Regions from separate parts of the Homo sapiens genome. Here region 2 is linked to region 1. A link is an interaction called in ENCODE POLR2A ChIA-PET data of the cell type or tissue named here. Cell type or tissue: A673. All regions are shown on one strand. Links, peaks and the distances in the headings refer to the core of each region. The heading gives the core; the rest is flanking DNA. Region 1 overlaps COL25A1 (collagen type XXV alpha 1 chain). Region 2 overlaps COL25A1 (collagen type XXV alpha 1 chain).

Region 1 (15,346 bases), core at 5,903-8,402:
CACTTCTTAATATCTTTGTATCTTGTTCAAGAACTATTATCATTGTGGTTGTTTTTATTTTTTGATGATAATGGACATTGGCAATTATTGGTCATCTTATTACATGCAAGACCTTCAGCTAGGTGCTTAATATATTTTCTCATTTAGCGCTTATGGTGATTCTTTAAGATTTGTTTTTTCATCTTCATTATATAATTGAGGAACTGGACACTTAGGGATGCTAAGTTACTTAGTTAATTTCATATCTGCTCAGTGGTAGAGCTAGGATTTGTATTCTAAGTCTATCTGTTATTTAGAGCTCATGCTTTTTGTACTACATATGTTGCCTTTCTTCAGCTGCGTATGGAAATGCTTACGAAAATATGTAGTGCTCATGAAATGCTTATGAAGGGTTACCATAAGGACAGTCTCTTTTATGGAAATAGCATCACTGGAGTGATTCATAGAATGGTTAGTTCAGTCAGCAAGCTTTCTTTATTGCCCAATTTACCATAAACAGCTATTTAGTTTTAAATATGTTTGATGTTAAATGTATCCATTAACATTTTAACATTAACAACAGAATTAACATTTTGAAAAACTATATTGAGATAAAAATATCAAAATGGACACATGAGAATTAGAGCAAATGTAATAATATTTAAACTAAAAACAAAATTACATTTGAGATCACACACACACACAAAATCCATATATGTTAAGCCATCAAGACAGAACTTTGTGTTAAAAATTCTCTTGTGTTATTAGAGGATCACTTTGGAATTCCCTAAAAATGTGATATTGCAGCTCTGCACAATGTCCAGGATACAGGGTCTGGTTTGCACATTGGTGACAAATCTCTTCCCAGAGCTGCAAAACAATTTGTTTCTGTCATCAGGGGGTTAAAGAACCAGTTTTCTTCCTGTGCTGTTGAGAGACATTTTTTTCCCAAAGAGATCAGGGAAATACATCAGAAGAAGAGATTATTCACATTTGCCCCAGTGCTACTAAAACAGTTGTTTGTTTTTCCTCTCTCCGGTGTAGAAGCCTTTCCTATTCTCCACTTATCAAAGAAATTGAAGAACTAAACCTATGTACTGCCACCGCTGCTGATTCAGTTCTTTGGTTTCCCCCTTATCAATCAGAGTTAAACTTGACTGTTCAGGGGTCTTTAGTTGAAAGCTCAGCTGAATTTGGTGGTCCTTCTGAAAGTCTTTATGGACGTTTGCCAATTTTATATAACTACTACAGGGTTCAACAGACTTTTTCATTCTTGGCAAAGTTTTACCTCTGAGAGATCTGGGATAAGAACAGAAAGAATGCTGCACAAAGAAATAGGAAAAGCTTTGTGGAAATATGATGAAGTAGTTTATATTATATACTTGTTCACTTTGCTCTGTAATTATACAAATTTTTCAGGTTGTCTTAAACATAAAATTTACTTTCTTTGGGACTACTATCATTTTTCTTTCTTTTTTGAGGATAAGTTTCCTTAATAAGGAAATATGTGCATATTAGTTTTACTTGAACATTTAATATAAACTGAGGAGATATATTGAAAAAATAAAAAATGAAATCTGCTTTTTAATAGATGCCATGGCAGAATAGAAACACTGTTTTTTTTTTCTAATATTTTATAAAATCATATATTTTAAAAAGCAAATAAACATAATTCTTAACCAAAGAGGAATTTGGGGTAAAAAAAATTTTCATTCCATAATCCACCATATTTATTATGGTCAGACAAGCATTAGCTTGGGAAGGACACATGTGCCTTTATTTACTTTAAGAAAAATAGACTGTCTTTACTGTCTTTCATTCCATCTACTTCCCAGGAGAAGAAGTAAATCACCTCAGAATGTTGGGTGGTTGAGTGGGGGAGGAATCTTACACCCCATTTAAATATCCCGAAGATCTCCTATAACAACAGTTTATTAACCATGTTTATTGATAGGAAAATGAACATATAGCAGGGGAATTTAATTTGTATACTAAATCAGTTCAGTCATTCATTTACTGTTTTTTTTAATTCCCTCAATAAACATTTACTTAATACAAATAAAATCAAGAAGATAAAGCAACCAAGACTAAGAAAAACAGGCAAACAGAAACTAGAAGGAGTAGCTAGGATTTAATCTTAGATTAAACGTGAGATTCTCCAAATGTATTGGTACATGAATTTCTTTAGTCTTAAGGGATTATTCACTGGAGAAAAATGCTATTGAACTACCATTTTATTTCCCTTCAATCGTTATGTATTAAGCATCTACTATATTCCTGACATTGTCTGGTATTGTGGATATAACATAAATACTACAGTCTTCCTTTGAAGAGCCTATAGCCTAATGGGAGAAAAAAGTAAACACATATTAATTACAGAATGAAAGCTGTGTGATGGAAATTTATCCAAAGCCTAAAAATTAATGACTCTGGAAAGGGGAAGGGGAAGCTTCACAGAGAAGTATACTGTTTGAGCTGAGACTTAAAAGCTGAGATGAATTTTACCAGAAGGTCCAGCCATTATCCACTGTCTGAGGCCATATCTAGACCAGAAGCACTGGTCTGTGTCCGAGGAATCCTTGAGAGAAGTTCCAGAGGAAGGATTCCGAATGCAAGACAGTGAGGGCACATTATTGGTTTATTTGCACTGGGCCAGAAAAACAAACAGGTTGTGACATAAGATGTGAGATGATGGGTTGTGAATGGAAGAATTTGTAAAGCAAAGAATCCACCATAGATATAGGTCTACATATAATGGGAAGCCAGGAGGATATATTAGCACTTCCAGTCTAGAGGAGGCTAAGAACAACTGAGAAATGACTGTGGGATAGGGTCAGGCCAGGGCACATTTTCCTGGACTGGATTCTGGCCTTCACAGTTGTTGTAAAGCTGTCAATTCCTGCTGGATACAGAGAAATGGAAGAGAAGACCTTTCCTGCAGAAAGAACAGTCATTGCGAAAACACCACATAGTACATCAAATAAACACAATTTATGGCCGAATAAAGACTCCATGTGCAGGGAGGAGGTAGAGAAAAATCTGGAACAGTGGCCAGAGAAAGATTTTGAAGGGCCTCATGTGCCACACGGGGTTTTGAATTGATCCTGTAGACAATGAAAAATGCTTGAAGGGTAAATGTTGTCAGCTTTGAATTTTAGATCACTCTGGAACTTCTTTGGAGGAAAATTTCAGGAAGTTGGAATTGGAATCATGGAGCCAGAGTAGGATGCTATTGCAATAGTGCAGACGAAAATAGATGAAGAGCTAGACTAAGATGGTGGTAGACATGGAAAGAGGAAAGGGAAATATATGTTCTCCAGAACTGATGGGCTTTGGAAACTTATTTGTTGTGTGGGGTGACACAGAAGTCAAGGAGAAACTCCAATTTCTGGGTAGACAATTGCACCATAACTCTTGACTGAAATTAGAGAATGAAGAGGAGCAGGAAAAGGAGGAGCAGGAAAAGTTGGAGCAGGAAAAATGGGGAGGAGACGAGGAACAATGTGAACATTTCATTTCTTACATTTGAGGGGTCTGGAGAATTTGCCCATGTGAAATTGGTAATATTGACCTCGAGATCAGGAGTGATATGAGAGCTCAAACTACAGATTTGGGAATCATTAATATTTAATTTGAGCCACAGAAATAGGTAAGCCCCTGCAAGAAAAACAGCTAACAGAGAAGAAGGTAAAGGACATGAGCTTTGAGAAACACTAACGTTCCAGGGACAGTGAGAGGAAATGGGGTCTATACATAGCAGAATGGGATTATGGGAAGCAAAAGGAAAGAAGTTTCAAGGAGATGCTAAGAACGTAAGCACTCCAGAGAATAAATGAGGCTTCCTGGGTGAATACCAGCTGAAGATCAACGCTGGGTACAGATCACAAATCACTGACTTGGTACCTTTTTGGGAGCACCTGGTTGTCTCTAGCCTTGTGATTCAGGAGTATTAATATAAGAAGAAACCATATTTGCTCTTGATGCTAATTTTTGAACATCCCTCCTGTACTAGATGTAGACTGAAACCATACAGAATGAAACACAAAGAATCCCGGACCTCTAGGTTCTGAATATAGAGGCATGAAAACACAAATTCGTACAATCCTGGTGTTTGTATTTTTGTGAGAAAAGAAACGTGTGAAGGAATGGCCACACTTCAGTTTATAAGATGGAAATGAGGGATTTAAAGGAAGTAAACAATGACATGTGAGATAATAAGAAAGCTGATATGTGTGTCTGTCTTCTCTGTGAGGGTACGAGTGTCAGTGAGGATGCCATCACTGATCATCTCTGTTTCCGTGTCTAATACATCTTCAACACTGGTTCTGGAACTGCTCACATGTGGATGTAGACATTAGGGAGCAAGATAGCCAGTCCTGCATTTTTGGGATTAACAGTCCAAAAACAGTGTTAGGTGTGGGGTTAAGGGCATTTCAGATGGGTAAACTGGACATATACATCCCCAGGCACAGAGCACCTGGTGACAACCATGAACCGTAAAAGGGAGCCACTGAAGCAGAGGATAGCGGGGAGAGTTCACATTTCATTAGTTGCTTTAGGTAACAGCTGCTTGTTAATGTAAAGATGAGTTTAGGCCGGGCGCAGTGGCTCATGCCACCTGTAATCCCAGCACTTTAGGAGGCTGTGGCGGGCAGATCACTTGAGGCCAGGAGTTCGAGACCAACCTGGCCAACATGGCAAAAACCCATCTGTACTAAAAATACAAAGATGGTGGTAGACATGAAAAGAGGAAAGGGAAATATATATTCTCCAGAACTGATGGGCTTTGGAAACTTATTTGTTGTGTGGGGTGACACAGAAGTCAAGGAGAAATTCCGATTTCTGGGTAGACAGTTGTACCATAACTCTTGACACAGCCAGGTGTGATGGTGCACATCTGTAATCCCAGCTATTTGGAAAGATGAGGCACTGGAATAGCTTGAACCCAGGAGGAGGAGGTTGTGGTGAGGAGAGATTGTGCCACTGCAAAGCCTGGGTGATAGAGCAAGTCTCTGTCAAAAGAAAGAAAGAAGGGAAAAAAAGATGAGTTTATTGGCATCTTCATTTTTTGAAAGGAACAATTATTTGCCAGTTTTTTAAAGTGTATATAAAGTATTTTGGAGTTTTCTTTCTTTACTTGATTGTACAGGCATATCTGTAAAATGGGCTCAGTTACAGACCACCACAATAAAGCAGATATTTCAATAAAGCAGATATCACAATAAAGCAAGGCACACAAATGTTTTGGTTTCCAAGTGCATGCAAAAATTATTTTTACACTATATTATAGTCTAAGAAGTGTGCAATAGCATGTCTAAAATGTACTTAAATTTATTTAAAATACTTTATTGCTAAAAAAATAATAAAAAACCATAATGAGTACCATTTTAATTTATTTTTTTTAAAAATCACCTTAATGAAGGATTGGAGAAAGAGAGAGGAGTTATTAATAAGGTAACAGAAAGATCTAAAATTAAAGCTAATGATTTTTGGTAAACTAGTTCAACCATCGTGGAAGACAGTGTGGCAATTCCTCAAGGATCTAGAACTAGAAATACCATTTGACCCAGCCATCCCATTACTAGGTATATACCCAAAGGATTATAAATCATGCTGCTATAAAGACACATGCACACGTATGTTTATTGCAGCACTATTCACAATAGCAAAGACTTGGAACCAAGCCAAATGTCCAGCAATGATAGACTGGATTAAGAAAATGTGGCACATATATACCATGGAATACTATGCAGCCATAAAAAATGATGAGTTCATGTCCTTTGTAGGGACATGGATGAAGCTGGAAACCATCATTCTCAGCAAACTATCACAAGGACAAAAAACCAAACACCGCATATTCTCACTCATAGGTGGGAATTGAACAATGAGAACACATGGATACAGGAAGGGGAACATCACACACCGGGGCCTGTTGTGGGGTGGGGGGAGCCGGAAGGGATAGCATTAGGAGATATACCTAATGTTAAATGACGAGTTAGTGGGTGCAGCACACCAACATGGCACATGTATACATATGTAACAAACCTGCACGTTGTGCACATGTACCCTAAAACTTAAAGTATAATTTAAAAAAATTGGCCATGTACATCAATAGGTTTTTAAGGTATGTAGAAAGTTTACACTGATACCTTTTAGATGAAAAGAAAATGAATGGAAAGAGTTGATCACATGGAATTAGAAGTTAAATGGAATTTTTAAAATGCTGTTACACATTCACCCCATCCTCTGTTCAGTGGTAAGCTGTGTATACACGAGGTGCCCACAGTGAGAAAAAGAACAAAGAGCTTGGATTTATTTTTCAGTATTTTTTGTTTCTTTTGGTAGTCACGTTGGTGGTCCTCTTTTGTGTAAAGGCTATCAGTTCTGGTATTTGTTAGAATGACTCTACAGATGTCGGTAATATTCTAGATGCTGTTTACCTAAATAAGAGCTGGCATCTCTAATTTCTCCGTCTATTTTATGTAAAATCACATGATGAAAGGGGAGCAATAGCTGATCCTCATCTCTTCTTTTTTCCTTTGGGCTTTTCTTCTCCTCACCTCCAGCATTTCCAACTTTCACTTGTCAATGATGAAAAAAATGTTATTATCTTACTAAATGACAAGTGGTTAGTTTCCTTTTCTCAGTAAAAATAGATGAAAAATGTTATATCACAGCTCAAAACATCTATAATACATATTACTCCTAAATTGTTACACTGAGGTATAAACTTCAAAATATCTAGTCATCTTTGAGGTTGAAATAGGAAAAATAAAATCTGTAAATACAGATTTTGTGGAAAATAACTCCTGAGGACCTTCAATGAGAAGTCCATTTAGAAACCTAGAATATATTTTTTCCTAGAAAATAATTTTCCCTTAGGCATTTTGTGGAGACAGGGTAAAAAAAGGTGTTCTCAGTAACTACCTAGTTTTCTTTAATATTACTTTTTGTCTAAATTGCTTCATTGGAACTTATGGTGGATACTGAATTTGTCATTATGATTTACACTAAACTAAGTTTAAAAAAAACTTTTTGAAGCACTTATTAAATTTTAAATGGGCTAGTCGTGTGGCTCATGCCTGTAATCCCAACACTTCGGGAGGCTGAGGAGGAAGAGTTGCTTGAGCCCAGGAGTTCAAGACTAGCTTAGGCAACATAGTGAGACCCCATCTCTACAGGAAACAGAAAAAATTAGCAGAGCGAGGTAGCCTGCGCCTGTAGTCCCAGCTACTCTGGAAGCTGAGGTGGGAGGATCACTTGAGCTTGGGAAGTCAAGGCTGCAGTGAACCATGACTGTGCCACTGCACTTCATGCTGGGCAACAGAGCGAGACCCTGCCCCCTCCCACCCCCCCAAAAAATTTTTTTAAAATGGATATTGGGAATTACACATGCATATAGTCCCAAAGTGATTGGTGGGGCTGAAATACTGCTCCATTTTGGTGAGAACTTTTCATCCTATTTTTACAGCTAATATTCTCTGCCCAGTGTTAGTAAGATATACACACAAATGCTCTTAGCTATACTTTTCCAGAATAACACTCCTCACATTGATTTTTTTTTTTAAGTTTCTGAGATAGCTGAATACCTCTTTCAGTGTCATGAATAATCCTGTAAGGTAGCTGTGGATGAGCATAACAGTCTTAATCACAAATCTGTCTTGTAAAGTGTACAGTATCAGAATGTCCTAGGTTTTTTATTTTGGTTGGGGAGAGAGGGGCAAACTTTAAGCTAAAAACTCATTGAACTATCAAAATAAATACAAATGCCAACGTACTGATTTTAAGTCAGTGTAGTTGGTGGGAAAGTTGACAATTTAGGAGGAGTTGGGACAGAAATTTCACTGTTCATCGCTCTCAAATTTTAAGAAATGGTGCTTGTGGCTGGTGTCATAGGTCACTGTCACAATAGCCTACTGTAGGAAATTGTGGGATAGGAGTAGGGAGGCAAAAAGAGAAAGATAATTTGTATAGCTCATCAGTCTGTTTAGAATGTATGTTTATTATATGGAGATTAACAATATTCTTTTTCCTATGTTATCATCCTGATTATGTGAGCGAGATCCCTCATACTGAAAATGTAGAAAGCACAGTAGTTCATTCACTAAATGTAATAGAGGATGGTGTCTGACATCCTTAATAATAAGATATTCTTGAGTGAAATTGATAATTAAGATTGTCATAAAGTAAAGTAGTTTTGACAGAAACTTTACAGCTTCTAGAAACTAACCATACTCAATACATGGAAATAAAATTGATCGGTTTCATAAAAGAAGTGTATTTAAAAGGAAAAGCTGCTGCTTGGTACATTAAAGTTTGCAGAAGAGGATGTGGGGTTTTATTTAATATCTTTACCTTCTGTTTCCTTGGGAGAACCATCCTTAAGGGCAAGTGCCAGAGCTCTTCCTAGGGTCATTTTACACTCTTTAAAACCAGGAAAATGGCATATTTCCAAGTTGTGAAGCCTTATTTATCCACTTTTTCATAGCTCTTCATTTTTCTTTCTGTTCTTTCCATTACATATTATAAAATTGTCACCAACAAGATTATTTAATGAACTTCTTCCAATTTCTTTTTCATTTAGTTTAAATACAATGAGAGAGCAGAATTTAGATTTTAGAATTTTGTTTGTTTATTTGAGATGGAGCCTCTTACTCTGTATCCCCTTACTCTGTATCCCAAGCTGGAGTGCAGTGGCACGATCTTGGCTCCCTGCAACCTCTGCCTCCTGGGTTCAAGTGATTCTCCTGCCTCAGCCTCCTGAGTAGCTGGGATTACAAGTGTGCACCACCATGCTCAGCTAATTTTTGTATTTTTAGTAGAGATGAGGTTTCACCATGTTGGCCAGGCTGGTCTCGAACTCCTGACCTCAAGTGATCCACCTGCCTCGGCCTCCCAAAGTGCTGGTATTATAGGTGTGTAAGCTACTGTGCCCAGCCTAGAATCTTTTTATTACAGAAAATTATAAAAACAAATGCAAAAGTATTTAGAGTAGCTTCACAAAATAATTTATCCCCAACTAGCCTCCACAGTGATCAGCATAAGGCACCTATTCCTACCCACTTCCCCCTACCACCAGGATTATCTTGAAGACAATCCAAGGTAGAATATCATTTCATATGCAGGCATTTCAATATTTATCTGTAAGAATTAGGACTTTATTTACCATAACCACAATACCATTATTGCATCTAATAAATAGCAATTTTTATTAAATCAATAGCATTATTGCATCTAATAAATGGCAATTTCTTATCACTAGATATCCAGTGTTTTCCTCTTTCTGATTGTGTTTTTAATATTTAGCAGTTATTTTATTTGAATCAGAATTCAAACATCGTCTTACAACTGGTTGAGATGTATACGTTTCCTTTAATTTATAGGTTGCCTCTCTCTCTCTTTTTTTTCTGTTGTTGAAGAAATTAGTTAATTTATCCTGTAGTTTCCCAGATTCCAGATTTTGTTGTTACATTCCTAAAGGTGTCTTTTAATGTGTTCCCCTGTTCCTTGTATTTCCTTCTAATTGGTAGTTAAGAGTTAGAGGCTTAGTCAAAACTAAGTTCATGTTTTGGCAAACCCATGTCATAATGGGAATTTTGACCTTGTGTTAGGAGATACATCATGTCTAATTTTTGCTCTCTCTTGCTCTCCTTTATCTGACTTTAGTAAACATTGATTGGAACCATTAATTCATTACAGATTGCAAAAAAGAGAGAGAGAGAGAGAGTGATTTCCTTTTTATTTATTTATTTTTTTGAGATAGGGTCTTGCTCTGTCACCCAGGCTGGAGTGTAGTGGCACAGTTATAGCTCACTGTAACCTCGAACTCCTGGGCCCAAGGGATTCTCCCACCTCAGCATCCCAAGTAGCTAGGACTATGGGTATGTGCCAACATACCCAGCTAATTTTTCATTTTTTTAATGAGACAGGGTCTCAACATTTTGCTAGGGCTGGTTTCAGACTCCTGGCCTCAAGTGATCCTCCCACCTCAGCTTCCCAAAGTGTTGCAATTACAAGCATGAGCTATTCAACCTGGCTAAAAAGAGTGATTTTCTAATTCTAGTATTCCTTTTGCATTTGTAGTTGGAATATTTCTATAAAAAATTTTCTGTTAAAATGTCTGAAATCATTGTCTGTTGAGTTGTGCTGAGCCATAATTTCTATAGAAAAGAAATGATTCCCATTTAAGTCTTTTTCTTTATCAGTATTCAAAATAATGAAGTCATTTTCTGGCATCTTCCAAAAAATGGCCAATGTGTATATTTTTGAATCATTAAAAATTCATGGATTTAATATGTCAATACTTTGTAGTTATTAACCTTATTAGTGATCAAATTGCACCATCTTTTATCCAACTTGGCTCTGAGCCCTTTGACAGAACGCTAGTGGTTGTGATAGCTTCCATGACAAGATGCTTCAGGTTCAATTTGTTCATTTTCCATTTTAAACATGAGTTCAGATACTTCTCAAAAGACTTCATTCCTTTCAGTGAGAAATGGCATTTCAATACCACAATTCTGGGTATTTTTGTATTTTTTGAAGAAAAAAATTACTTTGAAACTTGTTTGACAATTTAAGAGAAAGTACATACTTGGTTATATGGGCAAATAAAAAATTGGTGACTTATAAGCATGACCCCATGGCTTTAGGTATGATCCTAAAAGCAAGTGGGAAATAAATTTTTATTTTAATGGTGGAATAATTGACTAACACAGATAGTGCAGAATAAGGGGTGAGGCAAAAAACAAAAGTATTTAGTAATGCTACCAAAAGGAGCATTGATTGCAGTCTCACTGAATTTGTCTAGAGAGTTAACATTTAGCAAGATTTGATTTGTGAAATTATTATTTTAAAAATATAATTTGGTGCAAAGAAAAGGAAGAATGAACTTTCTATGAAAACATTGAATTTTTATTATGGTTTCTTATTTGTTTTGCATAGTGATGTATTAGTTTATTTGAAGTTAATGAAATAAGATCTCTTTGTAGCACCAGCTAAGGACAAGAATGTGTGTTTCAGAACATCAGTGTGTTGCTTTGGCTCTTAATTAAAGGTTTCTGTGTTAAGAGATCTTTTGTTTCTTGAATGGTAAGTGCAATCACCAAACTAGTGCGATATCTATAGTATTTACATGATTTATAAATATCTGCTTAAATACACAGCAAGTTAGAAGATTTAAATTTAAACATAATAATAATTGCATTAAATGTAAATAGTCTACACACCCCCAATTAAAAGGCAGAGATTTTTCAGATTGGATAAAGAGCAACTGTTTGCTGTCTGCCAGGAACTGACTGTAAGCATAAAGTAAGCTAAAGTGGCTATATTAAAATCAAAATAGATTTTATAAAAGAAAGATTATGAAAGGTACATAGAGATATTTTATAGTGACAAATGGGTCATTTCATCAAGGGGACATGACAATCCTAAATGTATATGTAACTAATAACAGAGCTTGTAAGTATATGAAGCAAACATTAACAGAACTGACAAGAGAAAATAGAAAAATCCCACAATTTTAGTCAGAGATCTCAACATCCTTTTTTCAGAAATTGATAGGACAAATAAATAGAAAATTAGTAATGAAATAGAATACCTGAAAAATATTATCAACCAACTTGATTTAATTGACATTAGTAGAACATTCCACCTAACAACAGAAGAGTCTGTTTAAGTGCACATGGAACATTCAACAGCTAGACTATATTTCTGGACCATTAAACAAGGCTCAATAAATTTAAGAGGATTGATACCATACAGGAAATATCTGACCATAATGAAACTAATTCAGAAATCAATAGCAAAAAGATATCTGAAAATTATAAAAGCACCTATAAATTACACAAAGGTTAAGGGAAAAAAATCACAAGAGTAATTAAATATATATTTATCTACCTGTATAAAATTTATAGTTTTATACATTATATTTTACATGTAAAATACATGTGCATGCATGCATAAAAAGTTGAGTTTCAAACATGTTTGAGTTTTTGTGAAGTTAGTGGAATTAGAATAATTGAAAACAATTGATTTCTATAAGGTGAACATGATAATCATATTATGCTCTGTATGTAAAAAAAGTTCTCCTTATAAAGAATTTATATCCTAAGGGAGACAAAATATCACAGAAACATACATGTGATGTATTTCATGTTAAGCTTTTATAAAATTGATAGTCTGGATAATGTGTAGTGGGCTATTTATTTATGGAATGGGGTTCATTAAACTCTTGGTTGTGAGTTTTCATGGGGGACAGGGAAGAACATTTCATCTGTAGCTCAGTAAGTTCAGGATGTGTGAAAGGGGGGCCCAAGAGAAGCATTGAAAGGGTCTTTGCTTTCTGAAAGAGACAGCCAGATGTCAGCCTGACGAGTGTGCTTTGTCTACTTCCATGCTGAGTGGAGAGCATTTCATGAAAGAGATAATAAACATATGGAATAAATTACTGGGAAAAGCAATAGATGAGTTCAAGAGACACCTAGACTTGTTTCTGGAGAAAAGGAATTGGTGAATATTATGGGAAAGCAGGAGGATTGGATTAGCTTCTGCAAACAGAGTAGTGATACTGAGGATTTTTTCTTTCGTACATTTTGTACATTTTTGCATATTTTGAAATCTCCATTTTAAGAACTATCCCCCGCTCTCCCAAATTACCCTGATCTTTTAACAATTCTTTTGCAACTTTATCTTCCACAAGGCCAGATAGGCTTAGATTTGTGGCACCAGGGGCATTTTACTGTAGCTTATTTAGCAAGCTTTGCTGCTACTGACTGCAGCTTTTCTCCACTGTCCTCACTTTTTTCTCACCTGCAGTCACCGAGGGCTCAGCCTTACCTGTGCATTCCTCCCCAGCTTCTACCTCTCTCATTACTGTCATGGAGAAATCACACAGTATTTGGTGAAACACGTTGAGTCTTGTGGTTCTTTTTTACTCCCTTTGAATTCTATTTTGAGTATTTTCAAATTGGCCAAGACAATTCCGTGACATCAACAATAATACTCTCATCACACTATAAAGGGGAAGTTTTGAGTTGTGTCCTATTCCTGTTATATTCCACTTTGATCTTTATCTAAGGCCCCTTTGAAGTAGCCACTTTAAAATTTTCCTACAATGATGGCCTTAGAATTCTGAGACCAGAAATAGCTAGCTAGTAAACTTTTATTAAATTGGTCAGAGAAAACCAACCTGAGTTTGGGTGAGATCACCTTTTCATAACCATCACTGCCTGAATGTCTACCTTTCAGTTCTGAAGTCTGATTATGAAGCAATTGGAATCGGGAGTATTTCACTGTCTTTGGGTTTGCAGTGTATAGCATATCTCCTTCTCCATTGTCATATTCCCAGCTATGAACCCTGTAAAACAAAAATTTCCAGGTTATTTGTATGGAAATTCATAATTAACAGTACTTACTAGAGGTTAACATTTTTCTCAGGAGAAGATAAGCTTGGTGTTAAAGGTGTTAAAGAAGAGATTTTTATTCTTTAGGTATAGAAATGCTACAGGGAAAATATGTGTAACTTTTGTGGCCAAAAATTTAGATAATATGAATAAGATTAACAAACAAGTAAATGAAAAAATGAATTCTCCTTATTTCAATCACCCACAGACAGCATGAAAATGAATTCTCCTTATTTCAGTCACCCACAGACAGCGTGAGACCTACCTACTATTAACTCATGGGTGTATGTTTCCAGTCTTTTTTTTTTTTTCTCACAAAAATGGGCTTATATTTTATCTAGTTTTTGTACTTTTTGTCATTGGTTTTGATTTTATTTAAAAGTATTTTGAAAATGTTTTTCATATCTAATTGACATTCCACTTTTATGATTTTTAATGAGGGCTACCATCCTTTGATAATTTACTTAATGATTCTTCGTTGCTGAAAATGACTGCATGTTTTACAGTGAACAAACCCTTGAGTGCCTCCATGATTATTTCCTTAAGTTAAATTACTAGAAGTAGTGTACCAAATAATAAGCTTAAGTTACTAAACTGACCTTCAGAAAAATTGCACCATTTCCACTCCTACAGCAGTGTATGGATGTGCCCGATTTCTTGTGAATTTATCATTCTTTTCAATAGTCTTAATATTTTTAGAGTATTTTGGGCTTACAGAAGGATTGAGAGGAGGGCAGAGATTTCCCACATGCTGTCCCCACACATGATGCTATTATTTTTTATCTGCCAATTTGGAGGTGAAAAAAATCATATCTCTGCTGTTTTAATTTGATTGAAAGATGGCTGTCCAAATATTAGCAGTTCAAATAGTTTTAAAATATGTCTATTGGCCTTTTTCGTGTGTTTCTGTGTTTTGGGTTTTTTCTTTCACATTAACTATTTTTGCCCTCATGTTTTCATCAGAATTTTTTATACATTAGTTATACATATATATTTATTTTTTCTCCTAGTTATTTACCTTTCAGACTAATTTATGGTGTTTTGGGATATGTAAAAGACTTGACTTTCATGTATTCAAATGTATTATTTATTTTTCTTTTTTTTTTTATAACTTTGGGAGAACCTATTTTTAAAAGACTTCCCACCTTGTTTTATGTCTAATATTCAATTATTGGTTCTACAAGTTCCATAATTCTATTTTTTTCTATTTATTTTTGATGTTAACATATAAATATTTCATTTGTAATATAGGCAAAGGATCACTTTCATGGAAGTTAAACAGAACCTTTGGTAAGAATGGTTTGCTATACCTTTTCTTTTATATCAGAAAAGTTATATATCATTAAAATATACTGCCTCTTGTCTAGATATGCAAATATTTCAGTTGGAAATCTGTGCAATGCTGGCTTTTCCAAGTCAGTTTAACAAAACTTTTATGTTGGTGTAGATTTCTCATTTCTTATTTGTTGTTACATCTACCTTTTCCCAAGCAAGGCAATCATTCTTCTGATTATCTGCTTACAAAATTCTACAAAAGGTTCAGGTTTATGGTTTTGATTTTGCTAATTTTTCCCACCATACACAGAACTTCTTAAAGGAAAGCATCTTATTAACAATATTTAGATCATTAGAAAATAGTGTAAAATAATAGTAGAGCTAACCTTCATTGTGTATTTGCTGTGTGCCCTACATGCCCTGAATGCTTTACATGGATAACCTCCTGTGAAGTAGCTATTTTGTAGATAAGGAGACTGAGCTTTCACAGATTGATATCCAAGCTCACAGAACTGCTAAGTACTGGAGCCAGAAGTGAACCAAGGCAGTCTGATTTCAAAATCCATGCTTTTAATTACAACCTAATGTAACTGCTACTTTATTTCACTCTGTTGTCTAATCTTTCAAAGTTTGCAGTTAACATTGGTTATAGACTAAACATCCTGTGCTTAAAGTAGATTGGGGAATAGGGG
Region 2 (15,346 bases), core at 4,481-6,980, 190 kb before region 1:
TGAAAAGGACTGTAGAACTGTTAGATTCTGAATTCCTGGCTCGCTCTTATTGTGTTAGTGCAGAGTTTTTTTTTTTTTTTGTTTTGGTTTATTCCCTTTGGCATACGTTTATGTTAGTAAACCACCTTCACTTCCTTTCCTGCTGTTTCTGTTCTATTAAAAAGATTCCATCTCCTATCCTATAGCTAGAGATGATGACTGAAAGAAAATGATTTCTTTATCTTGAGCTTCCCATTACAAACTCTTGCATTCTCAGTGACTTTTGAAGAAGAGGCTCTTATATTTTTACCTTTTTTTCCTGTGTAGCTTCAGGGAACTATATTAAAGGCAGCATATTAGTAGAAGGACAGAGAAGAAGGACATCATGAATAAGACCCCTGGGTAATCATTAAATCTTCCTTCATGGACCTTTGAGGGCTTGGTAGATATCTTAGACCTAACAATTTAGAAGCCCTTGGAATATGGCCATTGGAAACATCTAGTGGATTCAACTCATGTAAGTCATGAAAAACTCCCATGAGTTGAGATGTTTATTTCAGATAAACATTGTTAATACATTTATGAACATGATAGTTTCTTTTATCATCACTCATGGAAAGTGAGTCTCTTAAAATTTCTTTAGTATTAAGCAACATGATACTTAGGTGCTTATATATGAAAAGGCAAGTTCTTGTATTTTTTCATATTCTGAAACGTTTCCCCCTCATGATAACTTGTTTTGGCAGAGCTACACAAGGCACCACATTTAGAAATTTTAAATGTCAACTCCAGGTTGTACCTTATACAAATTTTACTATTTATATTCTGTTAAATTTTTGAACATAATAGAGCTATATCTTTAAAATGAAGCCCTTTTGATCGAGAAGACATATATGTTAGGTACCAGAAAAACAGAGTTAACCTTTGACAGTGTAGGTCTCATTCTTAGTTGTTTTATGTTGGAAAATATCTCAGAAGTCAGATATTCAAGGAAGGCACTTTTCTAGTGTGGGAATTAACTCAACCACCTCATCAGCCTGTAGGGATTATTTAAATTCCCAGGACAGTTGGTGCAGGACTTCACTGATCATACCACGTAGAGTCCAGCATTTTTTTGTATACAATATTCTTACTAGCTCTGTGAAAAATAGCTAGTGCTTAATTAATAGAATTCTTAATAAACTTAGTAAAAATAGAAAAGTGACAACCACAACATTGAGTTCTATTTTTTGAGAAGATATAATTGTTTCGTGATGTTTAATGTAGGCTAGCTACTGAAGTCTAACTTGCAATCTAAAAGAAATCTATTACATTTAAAATTTACTGTATATTATCTTAGATTATTTTGGACCATTTTTCATCTTAGCATGTGAACGTAATAATAAATGGAGATTTCCTAGGCTTTTTTGTTGGCTCCCACTAATAGCTGCTTTACCTCTTGCCACCACCAGAGCTCCACATTACATCAGTTTTTACCTGGCAGCTTCCAAGGTAAACATTTGAAGGTGTGCATTCTAATATGCAGAATCAAGCAGGTTTCTTGCTGACAAACTGCTATTATGGAAATACTCCCTTTTGCTTGAGGAATAATCAGACATCATCAAAATAAGGACATTACGTTGAAAATAATATCTTGGGGAAAACTATTTATTTCTAATACGGCCAGTGAGGAGTTGTCTTAGGGAATGAATGGGCTGACCAAGAGGATTAGAAAAGAGATTCAGCACTTCCACCTGGTTTGGCTCTAGCCCTGGTTTGCAGTGACTAAGAGTTGTCACCTAGACATCTGTTTGTAGGGCAGAGTGAGACAAGTCTGTGACCTCAGCTCAGTTCCTGTGGACAGATGCCCACCCCTTGAAGTTAACACTCTTGTTAACAGTTTTAGTCACAGAGCCAAGGACTGATAGCAAAGAAGCAATGATGTGTTGTTTGTGTTCACTCATTTCTTTTGATAGAACTCAGTCCCAGTGAGGTTTATTCAGGTAGGCTCTAAGGGTAATCATAGAATTTATAGATATATTTTTATGCACAAAAAGGAACCTCTGTGAGAGAGAGATGAAAAGGACAATTTTTTAAAAATGGCTTCTAATGGCAGGGGATGTACTCTCTAATTTAATTTTCACAATGACCCTGACTGAAGTATTAGCAGTCTCATTTTACAGATGAGGAAACTGAGACTCAGAGAAGATGATTAACTTAACATGGTAAAGGCAAAGTCAGGATTCATGCCCACATCTGATAGAACTAAAAGCCCAGTCTACCAAGGAATAGAGAATAAGTATAGGTTTTGGACCTGGATAATTCCGGATTGGAATCCTGGATCTAGTACTAAATAGCTGTGTACATTGGTCAAACTAATGAACTTCCCTATGTTCTAATTTCCTCATCGGCAAAAAAAAAAAAAAAAAAAAAAAAAAAAAGAAAAGGAAAAAAGACTAATAATACCTTCCTTAGGGTAATAGTTTACCTAAATAGTCTGGTATATTAGTGGCTATCCATTAGACAATAGTAATTACTATTCTTTTTAGTATATTATATGCTACTTAGCTCTGCTGTGATCTACAGAGACACATGAAATAGGTGGGAAAACTGAGACCTGGAGATGTTGTATAATTTGCTAAAAACCCAGTGGCTAATTAATGGCAGGTTTGGACTAGAACACTGTACTTAATTAAACAAATGTATCTGTAGATTATTCATGAGATAATCATACTAGTCAGTATTTCTTGGTGCTATATAAATAAAGATTGGTTCTTTTTTGATATTTATATAAGTCTCCTAAATTATTCTTACAAAAATTGCAGGGAAAACTTTTGACCTTTTAGGTAAACCATGATTGAAGTGGATAGGACCTGGGCTTAAAAGACCATGGGGATATTAAAAAATATCTTTACAGTTTTAATACCAGATGTTTACAAAAAGAAGTAGCTTAATTATGTGACTCCTTTTCAATTTTAAATAGCCTATTGCAGTAAAATTTTTAATATTTACCTATTTTAAGATTTTTAAAACAGATTAATAGAGTTGGGCAGCCATCACCACAATCCAGTTTTAGATCATCTTGTCACCCTGGGAAACTTGCATTTATTTCTTTCATGCAGTCAGAAAAGCTCTATTTTAAAAAATATTTGGTTTAAAGAAACCCAAAATGATAATTTTAAAAATAATAATCTTAAAATTTCCATACAAATTGAAGCTGTGTTTAGCAGAATATTTGGTTTAGCAGTAACCAAACCAGAGAAATTCAGCTGGCATCTGTGGCTTGGCCTCTGTAAAATTCAACTCTAATTGGAAAGAATAAGTTGGCTCTTTGCTATGGCTGTAGAATTTAGTTTTGGGTTCTGTTCTTGGAGTCCTATATAAAATATGCATAAACCAGGCATATCTATGAGAAGGTTTTTATGTTTCAACTGATAAAGAACATTGGGAACCAGGCAGCCAACCAAAAGATGTGTAGATTACAAAGATTTCTGTATCTTACTCATCAGTAGTGTTGCCTGCCCAGGATATTAGGTATAAGAACCTCTGTGGTGTAATGAACGAAGAATGTGGATGCGGAATAAAGAATCCAAAGTTCTAATCCTGGCTTTGTCATTAACTTATTATGCAATTTTGGGAAGTCATTTCCAAGAACACCTCTTAGAGTTTCTATTTTCATATCTCCAAAATAGGAGTGCTGGACAAGAATGATTTTGAAGGGCATTTGTCAGTTCTTCAGGTTAAATGAAAAGGCTGCTGTATGCCAAATACTGTGCTAGACATTGGGAAAATGTTGATGTACAAGGCAGACTTGGTATCTTCCCTCAAGAAGCTTACATTTTGATGAGGATGACAGACAAATCTTTAAAAATGATGTGAATGTACAGGTATGACAAGTGCAACCAAGAAAAAGTATAGTGTGCTTTGGGGCAGATGACTAAAATCTCTTCCATTTTTGTAAACCCAAAGATTTTATTTTTCTTTTCTCTGGGGAAAATAAAGAAAAAAGTATAATTCTTTTCTAGAATTTCACAATAGAGAAAATCTGGTTTCCGATGAAAATAAAAACTCTAGCAATGGATAAAAAGCTGATTTGCCTTTTAGGTCTCCAAGAATTTATGAACAGATAGAGGTACACTGATACCTGGTATACTTACCCCATGTGAAACAAAAAAAGGCACTTTTAATATATAAAGGGTTGTTGTAGACAGGAGGATGATGGCTTATTCTTCTACTTTTCTCCTGAAAATAGGGAGAGTTAGGTTGAATAAGGAGAGAAACTTTTTGTCTGGCTTACTGAACAGTACCACTGGACCTGGCTCCTGTACATTTGTGATAATCATTCAATGTAACACAGCTAGTCATTTGCTTGGAGAGTTTAACTAGAGATAAAAAAGATACACTAGGTAACTTCTGAGGTCTCTCTATACATTCCAAGTCCATGAAAATGATGGTGTACAAAATAAGAATACATGTAGGCAAGCGATTCACATAGGCAAGCAAGATTCATAAATGCAAATGATATTGCCCCTGGTGACTGACCTCGTTGCCTATGTTCTCATTTTTGGGTGGAAATAAATGTTAGCTGTAGCTTGATGGTTGTGTACTCTTTCCCATTGTATAAGAAGAACCTTTAAATTACCTTTCTAACATAAATTTACTTTCTCACATAAAACTTGTGTTTCCTAGTATACATGGTTTTTCACTTATGCTATATGTTTTTATCTTAACACTGCACAATCTATGGAAAGAGTGCATCAAGTAAGGGGATAATAATGTGTAGATTTTCAATTATGTAAGGTAAAGCATAGTCAGAAACAGTTTGCAGAAAGAAATCAAATTAAAATGCTATAAATTTTATTTAAATGAGAATAGCAGGCATTCCTCTCTTCTTATAAGGCCAAACAATACAATGTGACATCTGAGTGCCTTCAAGCATCCATGTTAAATTGTTTCAGTCCTAATGAGTACAACAGTGTGGATCTAACACTTTTAGTTGGTCCAGGAGTGACAGCTGGTAAAAATGCCCAGTCACCCAAAGTGCCAATGACAAATTGCCTCTTGAAGCAATGTTCTTGTTTCTTAGCTTCTCTTGTCTACAAGTTTTTAAGAAGCTAATTCTTAAACTACTCTTTTCTCTTTCTTACCTTAATAATTCTATTTTTTCATGAGCTGGGAATTACTTAAAAGAAGGATACAAATTCTGCATAGAGTTTAATTCATTCTAGCTCATTCAAATTATATGTAGACATAAGAAGCCTCTCAGGGCCATAATATCCTACTGTGCTTCTGATTGCTTTGTAATTGTGCAAAATCAACTACATGATGTTAATGAAAATAGTATCTGAATGTCAGGCTTAGGTCTAGGGATGGAGAAGGGGCATCCTCTTACTAACAGGATTAGGTGAATGGAGAGATGATGGGGAAATATGTCAGAATCAGGACTGCTTTGCAGCCCTGGGGGGCATTTCCTGTTTCAGGGAACCTCACAAGACATTTATCCAAATAACATCAATCTATGTTATCCTGAGTGGAAACCGTCCAGAACCTATCATGAAAAAGGTTTTTATTTCATACTATCACTTTATAAACAATTATTTGGTGGTTTTAAGGAAGCTGAGAATGTGAAAACAATGTATGAGTCAATCCGGGCTGCGGCTATAGCCTAGTGTGCAATGGTTAAATATAGATGCATCCCCAGCCTCCCTGGTTTGCCAATATGGGTGAAGTTCCATGTGGTGGTTTAACGCACCATGATATTTAGCACCTTTTCCCTGGTTTGTGTTAAAAATTACTGTAGTATGCCCACATACTCAATTCTTAGACATGGATAGTTACTGCTTCATTTGGGATTTATTCAGAAATCTTGCAATTAAGAAATATTATTTTAAAATTGACTGTTTTAAAAAAGTTAAGTATAGAAGAGTGAGAAGCAGAAGTAAGTGGAAATCACTTACAAATTAAAATTGAGCACTTTTCATTGGCATCATATATTCCTCCAAATGACTATTCTGTGATTCATTTAAATGAAAGGAGCCATTGAGGAAATGGCACCAGATGGCAGGCACCTCCCCTTTGTGACCTCTAGGAGGAGGAACTGAGCTGAATAGCGTACTTCCTCTCTTCTGCCTCCTTCCCAGTTAAACCCCTAGCTGACTTCTATCTTTTGACTTCTGTTTGCAATGAAAAAGATTCATGGAGGAAGCAAGGAATTTCTTCCACCTATATTTGAAAACTCTAGTGTCCTATCAGCTTTAAGATATTTAAAAGCATCTAGTAGATTTCACATTTATATTAGTCAAATAGTTCATTTAGTAGATAAATTCACAGATATGAAGTTTAAGCTAGTGTCCCAGTAGATAGAATAAATGAACTAAATGTAATTGAACTTACCTGTTGAGGATTTTGTACTTACATTTTGGAATTTCTCAAAATCCAGAATCATTTGGAATCACTGTCATGCTTTTGACATAATGTCATCTGGAGTCTTCATTTCAATGTTAAGTTGCCACATAATATGAGATTTGAAGCGCATTTTTTATTTTTCTTCATATTGTGTTATTTAGTCTTGTTGCTAAATTCATCTTTTTGCTATAAAGTCATATTTAGTAGATGTAGACCTTATTTGTCATGAATACCAAGACTATGTCTGTTCATTTGCGTGTTAATCATTTAGATTTTAGGAGCTCTAGTTTCCTGGTTTATGTACACAATGTTTTTATTCTTGTATTTGAAGTGTGGTCAGCACATTTTAAAACACAATTTTCACATTTAGGCTAAGTGGCTGAGTAAATTGTATGAATTGTAGCCAGCTCTAGTTTGTACATTATGGTAATATTGAGAGTCAGAATCTGTCTAACTAAAAGTAGCTGGTCAGGGAAGGGGTAAAGTCTATTTTTTCCCTTGTTTACCAAAGAGTTCACGTGTAAGGAGAGTAAAAGAGGGGAGGAAAAAGCCCCCTTTATCCCCTTAGCTCTCAGAATCATATTTCTTTATCATCATACTTAGAAAGCTTGATATTTTAGAGTTCTTATTGTTATATAATTCTGGACAATAGTTAGGGAGCCAGAGGAATTCTCTGTTATAGCTTTGTATTATACCTCCATTTTTGATCTTTAAGATGCTACAGTGAAATATGTCAGGAAAATTGATCCATTTCTTAGCATTCTGATGTCTTAGGTCAATGCTGGGAGCTGTCAAAGGTTAAGTTGTTTGTATTACCCTTCCAGGAATTATGAAACCCCAATTTGTCATCTCAGGGACTCCAGATTCCAGCTGGCATTTTAAGATAATATATGATATGATCATAAGATGAAAGTGATTTCCACAAACCACATTCAAAAACCAATGCTTTTACTTTAAAGTCATGCCAGAAATGCTGGCCGGTTCTAGGGCTCCTAAGTGAACTTTGGAACACTAAAAATCATTTTTTACTGAAAGAATTAGGGCACAAGGTCAGAGCAGATGATGTTCAAATGGAAAAATGCTTCTTAAATAACTGCTTTTCTCAGGATGGTTATCAACTTGATTGGGAATCAAGTGGGTTAAGTGGGTCAAGGATCCAGTGACTTTTGTGGGCAGATCCTGACACATGCTAACTGGTAAGTGGTCTCATGGTATAATTCTGTTCTACTACCAGTGTCACTTACGGGCTCTCCAAACCCCCATAGATATACTTACAGTCTCTTCCCAGATAAGCGGTCTCATGGTACAGCTGTATTACTAATCTCACTTGTGAACTCCTTGGCAGGGGCTCTGGTTTGTATCTATGTATCTCTAGGGCTCATCGTAGAGCTCTCTATAGAAAGTTCTCTGTAAAACAGCAAGATGTTTATGATGAAGATCTGAAAATGTGGGTTGAGGCTTTTAATATGGTGCATCTCTTTCCATGCATTACTATTCTCATCCCCATGCCTTTTAAACATTTTCTCTGAGAACTTTGTGAGCCATAACATATTAAAACTAATACAAATCTCGGAGATTAATTAGTACAGGGATTTTATAACATTTCTTTAAAAGGCTGAACCTTTTTTAAAAATGAAATTATATGAGAAACCCCATAATATGAAATTGGAAGCAATGTTAGCTACACTGATTGACCTCAGAGACTAGAGCAGGCAGAAGCCAATAGCCTCCATGCTTTCTTTCTGCTGCCCACCTCTCTCCCCGATGCTGGCCCCTGAGGCATCTCCAAAGAACCTTAGGACTCCATAGGACACTATTAGAAAATTAATGCAAGTCCAAGCCCCAGAGGACTTACACTTGTCAACACAGAAGTGATCTTTGAAATACTGTACTGTAAGCATGACTAGATGATGGTAGTAAAATTATGTATTCAAATTAAAGTCTAAAAGTGACTATTCATATAATATCATCTCTTTAATGGGTCAGAGTATTCTAGCAAGGAAGCTGATGTAATAATAGTGTCACAGGAAAGCTGGGTAAATGCACTGTGTAACTGAGCATGGTACTGTTCGTTAGAAAAATCTACATCTCACTTCATCCTTTTTCTTAAAGTCACTTATTTTTTAAGACTTCAAGTGACAATATTGTTCTTGTTCTTTTAATGACAATTTTCTGTGTTTCTTCAAATTTCTTCCCTTATATTTTTACTTATTTTTTAATTCTAGATATTCATATGGAGCTTTATTACCAAGTTACAGCAATTCATTCTTTTAAAATGTATTTACTTAAAGCACTTGATTTTTTGATGAATAGTTAATATTTAGTCCACAAGGTAGTATATGAAAAATAACTCTCCCCTAAATTATGTTATTTATAGAAAATATACGTTATAAGACTTCTAGGATCTTCTAAAGATACTTCTAAGATCTCTGAGACTTTCTTACTTGATTTGATTTTTGGTTGTGTATAAAAATGATGATGTTTGTATATTGAAATTTAAATTGATGGCACAATGAGAATACATGAATTGCACATAAGTAGTACTAGGAAGAAGTCTCTAGGAATTAACAGGATTTTAGCCAATAGTGAGCAAGATATACAATACATTTCACATAGAAAGTATAAATCTGGCTGCAATCGTACTGTAATAAGTACTGCAAAAGAAAATTTGAAAGACAATACTCTACCTCGCATTGAAATGAATGCCCACTGTCATCAGCAGCACTGTTTACTGTATGAGTAGCTAGCTGTGGACAGTTGTTTGGCTAAGTGAAGCACCTTCGTCACTTGTCTGGTAGGACACAGAATGACACAGCAGTTCTACAAGTTATCAAGTGTTGATGAGCAATTTATTTTCTCTTTAATACACAGTCTCAAAGTATGGACTTCAAGGAAGACTGGAAGAGAAAATGACTTCTTTTTTAACTGGTTACTTTGTCTTCTGCAAAAAGACTATCAGTAAAGCAACAAAGATAGGAAAGTTGAACAAGTAAGAAAGGCTGGAAAGACCATATAGGCCAAGCTTGTCCAACCCATGTCCCTGCAGGCTGCATGTGGCCCAGGATGGCTTTGAATGTAGTCCAACACAAATTCGTAAACTTTCTTAAAACATTATGAGTCTTTTTGCAATTTTTTTTTCTCATTGGCTATCATTAATGTTAATGTGTGGTCCAAGACAATTCTTCCAATGTGGCCCAGGGAAGCCAAAAGATTGGACGCCCCTGATACATGCCAACCAAAGCTATTATAAACTACAAAAAAAGAGACTTAACTAAACAAACTGTATTTCCTAAATTTCCTTCCCAACCCCTATAGACATACTGACAATTTCCCAGGATTTTAAGCAGCAAGTCTGACAAGTGTGACTTAGTACTACCATACATGTTAAGCATCTGGAAGTTTTTAATTTGAAAAACCCCAAACCTCTAGCATTGAGAAATTCCTTCCATAAAGAGACCAGGACTTTTATGTACTTGCATATAATTTCCTCTGTACAAAATTATTTAATGATCCAAGCTTTAGCTATTTCTGAGGACACTTTCCTGAATATTGGCTTGGTTCTGCAACCAAGTTCTATATGAGGAATGCTATATATTGGTGGTAAAATTTATTTACCATTTTTGGAATTTTAAAAAAAAGGTTCATTTATTTTTATAGCAAAAAATGCCCTTGAATGGAGAAGTCTGAGGTATACTTTCTGTATTCTGTGGGTGAGTTCATGACACATTAGAGTCAGAATGTGTTTTATTCTTTTAAGCTTTCATCTTTTTGAGCAGAAAACCCTTGCTTCCATCATCAATCCTCAAGAAGAAATCTCAGAGGAATTGTATAATCAGTAACATGTATCCCCTGTATATATGTATCATACATCATTTTTTCTCATCATTTTCAAGTTATTACATCTGTACTTTTGTTTATTTTTAATCATATACTGCTAGCATTTTAAACATTCACACTGTTTCACAATTATAGGATGTGATGAGAATAATGTTCATTGGATTCCTAAAAAACCAAGAGTAAATACAGCAAACAGGCCCTTAATCAACAAGCATTGCCCTAACGTGATCCGTGGTTGGCAAGCAGAGTGGACAGGATTGTCTTTGGGAGGTAGCCATATAGCTATGAAACTACAAAAACAGAGGATGTTCTATGTTCCTAAATAAGAACCCCATTCTACTCAGGGGGCTCCCCTATCTTCCCTCCCTTTCTCTAGCATGGATAGAACCCCTATTTTGCCTCCATTCTGTTGATGACACTTTACCTGGATTACTGTCAGCTTCTGATTTGGAGCTTCATCACCCTTGGGTCCCAAAGCCTCTAGACCTTTCCTGGGTGATAGCTATATTCATGATTCAATTTAGCAGCATAACTGAGAAAACATCAATGGCAAATATCAATATTTCTCCTACATTTCAAAAAGTAGCTGATTATTTTCTCAAAAATTACTGTTAAAATATAAATTTCAAAAAAGAAAATTATGAGTTTCATACAGATGTAAAATTAACAAGTGTTAAAGATTTTACTTAAATCATTAAAGAAGGAACTAGTAAGGTGTTATAACCAGTTCAAAGGAGAGTTTAAAAACATACATATTTTTAGTTCAGGAATATTGAAATAGATGTACAAAGGGAGGCAAAACGGACTTTTTCACAGTGGGAAGTCAGTTATACTCAGAGTTTGCATGTCTATAGATAAAAGTAATTTTGTTTTTCTATTAATTATCTACAACTTACACAGTTATAAAACAGCTCTCAAAGAATCAGAATCAGATACATAGGAAAGATGTACTGTAGACAATGCAGTTTTCCATAGGTGTACAAATTTTTTCCTACATTACTAAAGCAACTACACAGGAAACAGTTCTTTAGGTAAGCAAAAAATTTTGTATATATATGTGTGTGTGTGTGTGTGTGTGTGTGTGTGTGTGTGTGTGTGTATATATAATTTAGTATTCCTGGTAGTAATGATGATTGTTTATTATTCTGTTTCCTTTCATATTCCTAACCTATGGATTTGGGGGACTGAATGTTTTCATTTCTGTTAAAATTAGTTATTTAAAAGACAGTTCCTGTGAGTTTGGACTTTATATACTTTATCTGCTAGGCCCATGCGGTGGTGCTAATTGCTATGCTTGCATTACTGGTGTGATTTACATCAGTGTAAAATGGAAAATTGTAACACTGACAATTTGTTTGAGGCAGACACCACTTTGGAAGACACTGCTTCCTGTATTTAGGTACCAATGAATAGTTCCACTAATGTTAAAGAAGGAGTTGCTGACCTCACTTTGTGTTTTGGAAAATTATGTACAGGCAGTTACATTAGCCTTTCTCCCTTTTCTGTACTTCCAGGGAACCACCCTATTAATAATAGTGCCCATTATAAATATTTAATATAAAAAAACCAGAAAAGTAAGATAACAAAGGGGTTAAAGAGCATCTTTGATCATAATGGATTTTGCAGGGAACCACATTGTGATTAGAAAAGAAAATATTTGTGAGTAAATCAATTCCATGCTCCTGTCTTATATTTTTGACTGTGTGTATTTAGCAACAGAGCAAACAGAGCATGTTATACCAACTCCATTACTGTATTTAAAATTTTGAGCTCATAAATGATATTTGTTTCATAATCTACAAAAATATCTAGCCTTTTTCTTTTTCACTAGCAAGAGATGTAGAGGAGGAAAGCCTTAGTTATTCCTGGGCCTGAGTAAGGCTGAGGAAGGGGAAGGACTGAAGGAACTTTTTGAATGGAGAAACCATTCATCTGTAGACTGCATTTGCCTGATATGAGCATATGGTTGCCTCTGGGATTTTACGCTGCTATTTTGGCCCTCCTGGCTTTGACTTCAGATATCTCATCTCCTAGTTTATTTTTTTCTTGGATACTTCCAGCCAGTTCCCATCTTACTCATGCATGTGTTGTTGCTTCAGACAACATTGTTTTTAATCCATACTTCGAAAGATTTGTTTGCCTATTCTTGGCCCATATGTCTCCCATTGGTCTGCCTTGTTTGATCTTGCTTTACCTCTTCTACCCACATGCAACCCACTTTATCAGCTCCTCAAACAGCTCGGCCTTAAGCTTCCTAGGTATGTGGATGCTCTCCTCTGCTCTTGCCTGTCTCAGTTGCTGCCACCTTTTGGCTGAGGCAACTTGGATTCTGGCAGAAGAATGGCTGAAGCTAGATGATGGCCTTGCCTATACATTCTAGGAAGAAAGTATGTCAGAATAGGGGCTATGGGTGAGGGGAATCCATTGAAACTACAGGTGGGTTGGTGGGTTTTGTAGGGAAATATTTATCTTCATTTAAAAGCAAGTTACATTCTGGTTGTCTCCTACTACTAGGTAGAGGAGGGACTAATTATAAATATTAAACATTTTAGATATTAGTATTTAAAAATGATATATTGTGGATGGTAACTGACCTCTGGTATTACCTAATGCCAGTCGACTCTGGCAAAGGTGAAAGGTCATGTATATAGCAGCCTTTAAAAATTTTTTTTATTCAATTAACTAATAAAATGTTTATTGTGACTTACTGTGGGTGAAACCCTGTGCCAAATGCCTGACTGTTTAGGGAAATAAGTAGGCTGCTAAACCCTACTTATTTCTTCACCTAAACATTAGATGAAGAACTAATGGTGTCAGATAAGCAGACTGAAGACTGCAATAGAATTAATAATTACAAAAGTATGGCCTGTAGCAAACCGTATCCAATTTTAATGGACTTAAAACTACAATGATAATTGGTATTTGAACTCATAATTCCAGTTTACTTTTCATGACTTCAAAAATAGTAACATGTTATCAGAGAAATTGGTATTTGGATTTTTTTGTGTGTGTGTATTATGATACTTTGCAGAAATGCTGCTAACACACCAATGAGATGGTTTTTCTGGAGATAAATGATCTCTGCCAGTTGTTAGGTCAACTGTCACATTTTTAACTCCTCCCCAAGATGCCTTCTGGCAGTTATTGGAGCCTTGCTGGCCCTCCTAAATGTTGGATCAGACTCTGTGGTCATGTTTTCTAGCGAAGGCAGAATCTCTGGGTCTTGGTTAGACTCCCTTGGGTTGTGAGAACAGAGATCGAATTAGGTGGCCTTCAGTAACAGTGGTATATAGATTTTCAACCTTCCCATTATTGATATTTTGGGTTGGTTACTTCTTTATTTTGGGGGGCTGGTCTGTGCGTCATAGGATGCTTAGCAGCATCCTTTGTTTCTATCCACTAGATGCCAGTTGCACTCCTTGGCTTCCATAACCAAGACTGCTTCCATATCTTGCCAAATGTCCCAGAGGAAGCAAAAATCATTCCCAGTTGAGAATCATTCTTTACTTATTCCCAGTGAATAAAAAAGGCAAGAATATATACTCTGCAGCTAGTTCTCTTAGAAGAACAGGAAATGAAGGGTAGTCAGAACAGTCAGGATATATGATCATCTTCTCACCGGGAGGCATCCATTATAGTGCCTGCTGGGGCCTAAGAATTTTATTTCTATTTCTATTGTTTTATCAAAGCTGTTCTTTCCTCTACATTATAGCTGCTTCTGTTGCCTTATGCTCAAGGTGTACCTCAAGGTTGAACTCTTTCTTTGTGTTTGATGATAGTATTGTTATTATTATTAAATGATTCCATGCATATAACAAAAATGCAAAAATTTGAATTAAAAGTGGTACACAATATCCCATCTCTCTTCAGAGGTGTCTATTGCTGTAGTTTGTTGCATATTTTCCTAACACAAATTGATTTGCATCATTCTTTTTGAAGGCTATACACTATTATATGATTGTACCACAGTTTAATAGGATGACAGACAACTTTTGAAAGTGCAGATACTATTTCCTGTTTCTAATTTTTCTGTTTCCTGAGGAAAATTACTTTGATTCCTACTTCTATTCCACCAGCCTCAAGCTGTATATGTGGGAGCCCAGTCAATTCTTCTTGACTAAGATATTACTGATGTGGTATGCTGCTGATAAATGCTTAATCACTCTCAAACAGACAAAAAAACAAAAAACAAAACAAAACAAAAACCAACAAACAACAACCCAACTCTGATTTGTAGCATTTGCAAGTTTTTCGGGTGTAAATATCCTACCAGGATTGATTTCAAGTTAACACAGTAATGTTAGGAAGTGATATTTGAGTGTTTATTAGCTTTGCTTTTAGAGTAATTTTTAAATAGTAAGTTTATAAAATTTGTTTTAATAATCACTGTGTTTAACAATGGGCTTGCAAAATCCTGAAAGCTGAACCATCAGCTCTCTCGAGTCAGCATTCAGCTTCTCACAACCACTGGCACTGATAATCCCTTTTTTAGATTGTGTGAATTGCATTATTCGTCATAATGTTGTCTCCAAGGGACAACGCTGCCTTGGCTAGTATTTTAGAATCTCAGTGTTGGAGAGAGTGTGTTTGAAAGTTATCTAGACATACATTACATTTGATACTTGAATTCCCTTGGTGACATTCTGGCTATAATAGTTGGTGACATAAGTCATTGAATTTATGATTATCATTTGAAATAGAGCTTTCAATTTTGGACAATTTGTTAGAAAACTTCACCTTTTTGTTAGGTTGAAATTCTTCTCTTTATATAGCATGGATCATTTGATTCTGTATACCATTCTTGCTCTACATCATAAAAAACAAGTTGAGTACCTCTGTACTATGATAACTCTTCAAGTATTTAAAATGACCTATTATATTTCCTATCGATGGCTTTATTTTTAGAATAAATTCCCTTAATTCATTCAGAGGTTCAAGCTCATCTATTTCTTTCTTAAATTTGTGCAACTGATTCTCAATGAAGCTCCAGATGTGGCCTGACAGGTGTATGCAAGAATGGGAGAGAAAAAAAACTTCCCTAGTTCTAGAAACTATACTGCTAACTAAGCAGACTAAAATTATAATAACTTTCTTGCTGGTCTCGTAATTCTATTGGCTGATACTGAATTTAGCACTGATGAAAATC

The links. ChIA-PET counts read pairs that join two places held together with the same protein. Peaks named below come from ENCODE experiments on the same cell type or tissue, not always from the same donor. Only the 100,000 strongest peaks of a DNase experiment are listed, where the experiment ranks them.
Region 2: POLR2A ChIA-PET joins it to region 1 with 5 read pairs; 2 of 35 experiments call an interaction of 5 or more read pairs at or near these places.

Annotation. Positions count from the first base shown.
Region 1 is chr4:109,098,762-109,114,107 of GRCh38, reverse strand. The region is part of intron 3 of COL25A1 (collagen type XXV alpha 1 chain); the gene reads left to right. Among named protein-coding and RNA genes, the nearest start is that of COL25A1, 200 kb to the left of the region's middle. In A673, for the core only: no CTCF peak of the experiment used is centred there; no DNase peak of the experiment used is centred there.
Region 2 is chr4:109,284,916-109,300,261 of GRCh38, reverse strand. The region is part of intron 3 of COL25A1 (collagen type XXV alpha 1 chain); the gene reads left to right. Among named protein-coding and RNA genes, the nearest start is that of COL25A1, 10 kb to the left of the region's middle. In A673, for the core only: a CTCF peak has its summit at 6,039 (motif pointing right); DNase peaks (open chromatin) are centred at 5,001, 5,441 and 6,031; H3K27ac peaks cover 945 bases.